2 separate regions of the Homo sapiens genome follow, and region 2 is linked to region 1. Evidence: read pairs that join two places in POLR2A ChIA-PET (ENCODE). Cell type or tissue: CD4-positive, alpha-beta T cell. All regions are shown on one strand. Links, peaks and the distances in the headings refer to the core of each region. The heading gives the core; the rest is flanking DNA.

Region 1 (4,399 bases), core at 234-4,233:
ATGTAGTGAGCTGCCTGGGCTAAAAAGAGTTTGGTACGCAGATTTGGGCTTCATTGGCTGTTTCCCATGGGAAAGTTAGTTGATTAGATTAAAGATGAAAGACTGTCCCAGTCAGCTGTTTAGGCCATACACAGATGGAAGGAATCGGGGAAGGCAGGGTGTACACATTTGCCATGATACTCAGCCCAGATAATTTAATATGAATTTCCCCCCTTTGTTGGTGAGGGGTTGGGAGTGATAAGGTCGAAGGCGTAAGAAATCTTAAAGTATTTGTTAGTGCCGATGGTGTAACCTCTAATTCAACAAAGTACTGCACATAGGGTGTCCTTGTAGGCTTTGGGAAAATTTTAGAAGAGAAGGAAAGAGAGAGAGAGAGAGAAGAAAGAAGCAAAAAGAGAAGAGAGAGTGAGGGGAGAGAGAAAGAGAGAGAAAGAGAAAGGATTAAATGTTTCTGGCATGCTGAGAATGAAATCCCTATGGGGTAGACAGAATTTGACTGAGATAAGCCATCTTTTATGTTTCAAGCAAAAGTGAACAGAGTCCATACACTAAGCAGGTGTCAGTAGAAAGGAATTAGGTCTGTGTTTTAATTTTAAAAATTAATTTCCTCACCTTAGAATCCAACGGTGGAAGGAATTTTCAAACACTTTACATCTTTCTGCTTGCTTCCAAGCAGGCAACTCAGTCACACCCAGCTGTTCCTTTTTACTCACTGTCTTCTTGATTTCCTAGGTCTTTTTCATTTTTGCAATTAAAATGACACGATCACTTGGATAGATTAGTTGAAAAAATTAAAACAGGACAATGGCCATTCTAAATTGTACAATTGCTTGATTAAACATTGATTGAATAGTTTGTGGCTTATTCAGTTCATTCATATTTATTCTCCCTGACTTTCTTCCCTGCCAACTTTTGACTATCTTACTGATTTATGAAAGTAGAGAGGGAAAAAGAAGAAAACAGGTGAAATCATTCTGCTATTTGCTAAGTGATCTGGTAACTTTGGGGTAGGCAATGGTATTGAAAAGGTAGAATGATACATTTGTATTCATTCTTTCTCAAAATCATGAGAAGATTATTTCTAATTTGGGGATATCTGCCACCTCCTCCCCCAAGTGATAATAAACACACACACACACACACACACACACACACACACAAACAAACACACACACACACACACACACTCCTCAAATCTTCAGGTGGAACAGACTTGGCCCTACTATCTCAGCACCTCTTTGGCTTTTCATATTTACTTTCAGTTTATAAAGACACATGTGCTGTTTCCAATCTGCTTAGGGTTGGTGTTTCTGTTGGGAAAGTAAATGGCAAAAGGACCACATGACTGCCAAGGGTAAACACTGCTGAAGGCCACAGCTGCTGCTTAAGGGGGAAGGCGTGGGCTGGCTGGAAAGTTAAGGCAACATGAGGAGGAGAGGTTAGAGATGGGGTGAGAGAAGAAAGACCTGCCCCTCTCCACCTGCCTCTGCTCATTTCCTTCAGGAAACAGACACCAAGATGGAATTAGGAATGCAAAACGTTGACTAGGGGGTGATGCCTGTGAAGGATAAAGGGAGAGGGAGCAGGAACAGGTGGGACAAGTCTCAGACCATGATGCAAGTCTCACATCTGTAAAGGGAGAGCAGGAAGGAAGAAGAATCGGGCAGGTAGAGTTTCAGCCTGCAGGGCAGCTCTGAGAAAGTCTTGGCTAGGCTGATAGGGACATCCGAAGCAACAGTTTCCCAGTAGGGCAGGCATGCCCAGCCCTAGCAGACTCCTACCTCTGTCCCCTCTCCCCATGCTCAATCATTGGCTAGGAGCAGCTCTGGAGAAGCGTGGCCCTGGTATGGATGCTGTAATGGATCCCACAGCTGTGACAGCTGTAGGGTGGCAGATAACTACACTTCTCACTAAATATTATCTTTTTAAAAGTTGTTTATAGTTTTAAATTTATTGTTTATGTTTAAGGTGTACAACATGATATTTTGATATGCATATACACACTGAAATGATCACTACAGTCGAGCAGATTCTCTCTTAAAGGGAGATCTGAGCAGCACCTCCTCATGGATGCCACACCCATGAGTCTTATTATAATAGTAACGACACTTACAAAAGGCAAGAGAGGGCAGCATGCCTGGTCACATTGCTACCATTTACCCTCACATCGTATTGATCACAAGAGCCACAAAACTGAGTTATAGTTTCCTTTTAGCTCTTAAAATCCTAAGGCACCTTGCAAAAGTTAGCCTGACCCAGTTTAGTTTCTTCTAGCTGTCACATGTGGTCCAAAAACCATCTAGAACGATTTGCAGCATGCTGACTCAACTTGTCGGAGCCGGAAGCCCCTTGGCAGACACGAGAACTATCTCATCTCTCAGATCTGTGTGGAAAGGGAAATTGATTCACTGTTTTCATTCCTTTTTCTTTTTCTGAGGTTGCTTCTAAGTGCTGGAGGGTGTTGGCTTTTCTATGACTCAGAAGTATAAATCTTTTCCTAAGGTGAAAGATTAATTTTCAGAATGGAGGAAAAAATCCTTCCTAGTTTTATACTTTAAGTATGAGAATTGGTTACACAGGGGCAGTTGATCCAGAATGTTACGTTGAAGGGGGGAGATAGGAGCATGACTGAACTATAAACCAAAAGGGGGTTTCTAAACACCTCTCCGCAGGTAAATTCAGCTTTGGAAAGAGCTTTTCAAAATCATGAGGCTATGATAGTTCAATTTAGCCTATCATAAAAATCATCTGCTTATTTACTTTGACCAACACATTCATATCCCCTCCTTGTTTTCTGCCTCTCTGAGTCCAGAGAATGAAATTATCTTCATGTGAGTAATAAATTGGAGACTGACAAGTCAAAGACACAAAGGGACATGAAATTCCACCTGTGGATTAACAATTGGCCTCTCCCAGAGTTTAAACTTTTCCAGATGCAAATTCCAGAGTGGGATGAGATATTCCACAGTCGACATTTGGGACAATAGCACTTGTAGACACTCAGGGAATAAACATTATGTAGTTGATGCAGTCAGGTCTATTTCATTTCAGTAAGGAAGGTGGCCAAGCTTCCATGGTGAAGGGTGGTGAAAGTGGGTGTTGTGAAGATTGAAAACTATTCAGTTTTGCTGAAGACAGATTCTGTGTTTTAGATTTCCTGCTGTCTCACTAAGCTTTCCTGAGCTTCCTGGGGTCGGGGGCAGGGCAGAAAGCCTGTCAATAGAAAAGGAGACAGGACTTGTTAAGTTTATTTCAAACCCATTGCTTCACTTCTCATAAGCTATTTTCTACCCCTATTTTTTAAGATCAAGGTACAGTCATGCAGGGAATTTGTTCCAAGGCTCCAGAAGATCCCAAAATCCTGGGATGCTTAAGTCCCTGGTAGAAAATGGCATAATATTTGCATACAACCTATGTACATCCTCCCACATATTTAAAATCATCTCTAGATTACTAATAATACCTAATACCATGTAAATGCTATGTAAATGGTTGTTGTAGTATATTGTTTTTGATTTGTGTTATTTTTTATTTTCCTCTCCTCCCCACACATATTTCTATGAACAGTTGATTGAATCGGCAGATGGGGAACCACTGATATTGAGGGCCTTGGGTATATGGTCCTATCCTTTGTTCGTCACTGATTCATTCTTTTGGTTTTGTTTTGTTTTTTTGAGACAGAATCTTGCTGTGTTACCCAGGCTGGAGTAGAGTGGTGCAATCATAGCTCATTACCGCCTTGACCTCCTGGGCTCAAGTGATGGCATCCACCTCAGCCTCCTGAGTAGCTAGGACTATAGCTACCACACCTGGCTAATTAAAAAAAATTTTTTTTTTGTAGAGATGGGGGTCTTGCTATGTTGCCCAGACTAGTAAAAAACTCCTGGCCTTGAGCGATCCTCCTGCCTCAGTCTCCCACAATGCTAGGATTACACGTGTGAGTCACAGTGTCTGACCTGATTTCATTCTTAGTGATTGCATGGTGGATATCATGGCTTACAGTGGTTTTCATTTTTTTTTTTTAAGTAGTGGAGCTCTTGCTTCATAGAAATATAAAAGATAGAAAAGTGAGGATGGAGAGTCTGACTCTCTGTCTTGCCAGTTTCTGCTTTAGGCATCTCCACAGACACCCAAGACTTTATGGGACATAGCTTGAAAGTTACTCTTAAAGTGAAAAAAGGTGTTGAATGTGAGTTTAGGCCTAGAACATAGAGTCTAGTTCTAGTTCTATTATTATTTAGTTTTTGTAACCTTGTGTACATAACAATAGCAATAACGGTAGTAATAGAGTACCCTGTAAATGCTTATGGTTATAAGAAAGGTTGTTATAATTAGTAACTAGATATGGGGTCACAGAACTGGTTTGGTGACTCACCAGCTAAGTGAGCCTGAGCAAGTC
Region 2 (4,399 bases), core at 238-4,237, 97 kb after region 1:
GACTTCCAGCCTCCAGAACTATGAGGAAAGAAATTGCTGCTGTTTAAGCAACCCAGCGAAATAGCTAGTGGTATTTCATTTTTTCTTTCTTTTTCCTAATTGTAGACTCATAGCAAATAGTGATATTTTGTTAGGGCAGCCCTAGCAAATGAATAAAATTGTGAAGACAAGGAGGAGAATGATGCAACAGTGAGAAGGGCATGAAGAATGTTCAGAGGCTGGAACACATGCCTGTGTTCAAGATGGAGCCTGGGTTGGCTGGTAGTTTGGGACTATTTCACCAGGCTGTTGTTGGCCTTGGGGAGGGCAGCAGAGGTGAGTCCATGAGGGTGCTGGGATGGAATGACCTCTAGGATTGCCCTTGTGAGTTCGGTCAGCCTTGGAAGTGGTGGCTTGGTAACAGGAGATGTTTGTATTTTGCATGTTTTCAAGTCAATGAAAGTCAGTCTTTAAAATGCCTTGGCTCGCTTCTGTTTTATTCCTGGTGTCAGTATACAATGGTTTTAGTACGGTAAGTTTGCAACACTAAAGGACATATTTTGTCAGAGAAACCAGCTAAAAATATTTCAAGATGTTTCTCAGCGCCAAGTGAGCTCCTTGCCATCCTTGGCTTTCCTTCTCCTGTATTTCTGAACCTCAAAGCAAAATGGTTATTTAAAATAGAGGTGCAGATGTATCTGATCAATTAAAAGAATGTCAGTGCTTAATGAGATCTTAGAGGTCGTCTAGTCCTGCCTTCTCATTTTACAGCAGAGGAAACAGAGACTAAAGAAAATTAGTGATTTTCTCAAGATCATCTGATCATTAGTTAGCAGTAGAGGCTCCTAGTGTAGACAGGTTGTTTTGCTAAATAATTTTGTTTCTATATAAAAAAGGAGGTTCATCCTTGCAAGGGTTAGGATGGGAAAGTGCTCTGAGTTATGTCTGCGGGAGTCTCATGGAATCCAAATGAAAAGTACATGCTCTGGTGTCAGGCACCCGGATTCAGACCCCTGCTGTCCATCAGCTAGCCCTGTGATCTTGGGTCATTACTTAAGCTCACTAAACCTGAGTTCTTATTTGTAAGAATGGTGGTAGTATGGGCAGGTTGTCACAGAACCCACCTTAAGTGTGATGTGAAGATTAAGTGAAACTGAAACAATTCTTACCGATGTGACTGACACATTATCAGGCCTCAAAACATATGCTCTTATCTATTCTTCCCACCACACAAGGATACCATATTTCTCTCTGTCCCAGGGCCCTGGCACAATTCCTGTTCCAGTCTGTGTGCGACAAATATGTGTTAGATGACTGAAGCATCAGGAGTGGCCTAGAGGGAAGGATAGCACACGACATTGGGAATGAAAAAGGAAGCAGAATACAAGATGATATACGGATAAGGGAGATGTGTAAATATTTAGATTCTCAGGCAAGTGGAAAGATGTGAGAAGTGTTAAAGAGCAATGAAAGTAAAAGATGAATTCTCCACCTCCAGGGGGTGATCACAGGGGGTCAGACAACAGGCGTACTTGACATGCTTTGCAAACATGAAGTGTCAAACAGGTGTATAGTAGCCATCAATACCAGAAGCAAACACACCTTAGTAAAATTTCAAGAAGACAATGTTACCTCAAGCATCTGGAGAAGCTTATACTGCTCAGATCTCAGGAACCAGGGAGGTCACGGGGGAAAAGACCAAGGACAGTCGCAGGCAGCTTCAGCAAAAGTAGACCCAACAATAAAAATGATGTAAGAAGTGTATTAAGTATGTCTTTTTATTCTGATTCTTCAACATCTTGGAGTCTAGCTGACGTTGAAAGGAACTGCCCCTCCCAGGGTTATGAAATTCCTAGAGATAGCAACTTGCCTGGGAGCCTATCTTTCATACGCAAACCAGCCAATCCAAAGCCCACACTTCTACCACCTCCTTTATCTGGCTCTTATATGCAGACCCACTATCCCACTGTCCTAATCACCCTAGGCCATGACAGGATACCAGATGACTAGAGACAGCCCCTATGCCCCAGATCCTGCTGGAATTATTCAAACTAGCCAATCCTAAACCTGCTTACTCTGCCTTTCCCTTCTCAATAAAGGTTCTTGTCCACGATCCCCCCTCACTCCTTCTTTCTCTTGACTCACCCTTCTCCATGTTGCCCTACCTAGGGTGCTCCTGTTATTAGGTATCTGTAAGTATAAAAACTTATTCCTTCATGACTGTCTTTTCTGCATGTCTTACCATACCTGATTAAAACAAATCCCAGGTACTCTTATATTAATAAAAAGGAGCCATCAGGGTTTCTAGGATCATCTCCTCTATCCAGATGACAGCCCTCTCTTCTCTTTTTGGACATGTTTTTCATTTTGGTTTGGAAAGGATAATGTCTTCTGTGTTCTGAGAAGTTACTTTTTGCATTTCTCTCCTCTCTTTCTCATTTATTTTATGTAAAGCCTTATTAGCTCCCACAACTTTGTTTGCTCTCTTACTTGATAATGGAGAACATAAGAGCTAAAGTCAAGTGGAGGAAACAAGTTGGTGGTTTCTACATCCTGCTTCTTATAGGACCCGGAAGAGGAGCACCTCTTCTATAGCCTGAGCTATCTCAACAGTGTTCTCTATGGCTCATGCTGGTGACTCAGATTTCTTGTTTAGTTTTTAAGTTTTACTCCCCACTCCTGACAAACTTTTAATATTTTTAAAAGCGGTTAAACAACGAGGTACTATTATACACCTATAAGGATGGCTAAAATCCAAAAATAACTGACAATACCATTTGCTGACAAGGATCAACGGAACTTTGTGGAACAACAGGAGTCTCATTCATTGCTGGTGTGAATTTAAAACGGTTACAGCCACTTTGGAAGACAGTTTGGCAGTTTCTTAGAGTTAAACATAGCCTCATCATAGGACCCAGCAATCATGTTCGTAAGTATTTACTTAAATGAGTTGAGAACTTATGTCTACACAAAAATCAGCATGAGAATTTTATAGCAGTTTTATTTACAACTACCAAAAACTAGAAGTAAACTTTAGTAGGTGAATGGCTAAATAAACTGTGGCACATCCACACAATGGAATGAGCTGTCAAACCACAGGAAGACATAGATGAATCTTAAATGCATGTTGCTAAGTGAAAAAAGCCAGTCTTAAAAGGCTACATAAGGTATAATTCCATTTAAGTAATATCCTGGAAAAGGCAAAACTCTTATGGAGATGGCAAATAGACCAGTGGTTTCAGAAACTCTTGGTGAAAGGAATTGAATAGGTCAACCACTAGGGATTTTTTAAAGGGTGGTAAAACTATCTTTTTATGATATTGTGATAATACTAGATACATGACACTATGCACTTGTCAAAGCCCATAGAACTTCATGGCATAGAGAAACTTAATTATACAAAATTTAAAAAATATTTAGAAGGTTGGAGGATTCCAGGATGAAATGTAAAATATGGCAAAATAATCTAACTGTATTACAAATGCATGAAATAAGCGTACTGAAGGGGATGTGAGAGAAAATGCTTACGTAAGTAAGTTTGGAAATGAATCGAGTCTGTAAGATTAAAGGCAAAAAGAGCTCTGTATAAGCACTCAAACTTATAAAGTTATTTCTATGTGGGTATGGCTTAACAATTATGGAAGTACTCTACAGGAGACTGGAATTGAACAATGAAATAAACGAATGGCTGATGGCAGAAGCCAGGTTCTTCATTGTAGGAGGGAGAGGAAACAAGCAAGGGGGAGAAGGTTAGAATTATCTATGTGCTACTGGGTTGGGATTGGAGACATCAGTATCAACTCATATTTAGCTTAATATAGATACAGATAGTTACAAAGAGAAGGATTTGTAGATATATGTGTATAGACATGGGTTAATTTACACACATATATGTTATTTCTCTGTCAGCTGAGCCTAGAAGCAATAACACCTTTGCAACAAGGAGCATGTCCAGGTCTTGGTTTCTAATACATTCTCCAATAAAAGAACCAAGCTCCTTGGAGACATGGACTCTAGGATGGAGCAGGAAATATACAAGACGAACCTAGAGCATTTTGTAGCTCCTGAAAGTAAGAAAGTGCTCAACCAAATCCAATAATGACAGGGCTATGTTACAGGGACACAGGAGCCAACTGAATGTATTCTCCATGGCCAGGGCTGGAACAACTTGAGCAACAAAATAAAATAGTATTGAAAGTGCAAAATAGATATCCATGAGACCATAATGATACAAACAAATGATTGAATAAATAAATCAATGGGGGACAATAGATAAATCTCCCGGGCAGAAGAAGTTCAAATAATTTCTGTAGATATTTTGCCATCAAAGAGTGGAGTATAAATCGCTGCTTCTTAATTGTGTGCTATGCCTTGTGGCTTCCTTCCAGAGTATAATATAAAAATGTGGGGAGGTGCAGTG

Evidence for each region. Peaks named below come from ENCODE experiments on the same cell type or tissue, not always from the same donor. Only the 100,000 strongest peaks of a DNase experiment are listed, where the experiment ranks them.
Region 2: POLR2A ChIA-PET joins it to region 1 with 6 read pairs; 9 of 35 experiments call an interaction of 5 or more read pairs at or near these places.

Annotation. Positions count from the first base shown.
Region 1 is chr2:37,584,051-37,588,449 of GRCh38, forward strand. The region is part of intron 1 of LINC03063 (long intergenic non-protein coding RNA 3063); the gene reads left to right. Among named protein-coding and RNA genes, the nearest start is that of LINC03063, 24 kb to the left of the region's middle. In CD4-positive, alpha-beta T cell, for the core only: no CTCF peak of the experiment used is centred there; DNase peaks (open chromatin) are centred at 2,321 and 3,921; H3K4me3 peaks cover 1,164 bases; H3K27ac peaks cover 3,588 bases.
Region 2 is chr2:37,681,521-37,685,919 of GRCh38, forward strand. It overlaps LOC107985870 (a long non-coding RNA gene), which reads right to left and starts at 2,180. Exons shown (of 3, transcript XR_001739410.2): 1 at 1,612-2,180. In CD4-positive, alpha-beta T cell, for the core only: no CTCF peak of the experiment used is centred there; a DNase peak (open chromatin) is centred at 2,541; H3K27ac peaks cover 1,173 bases.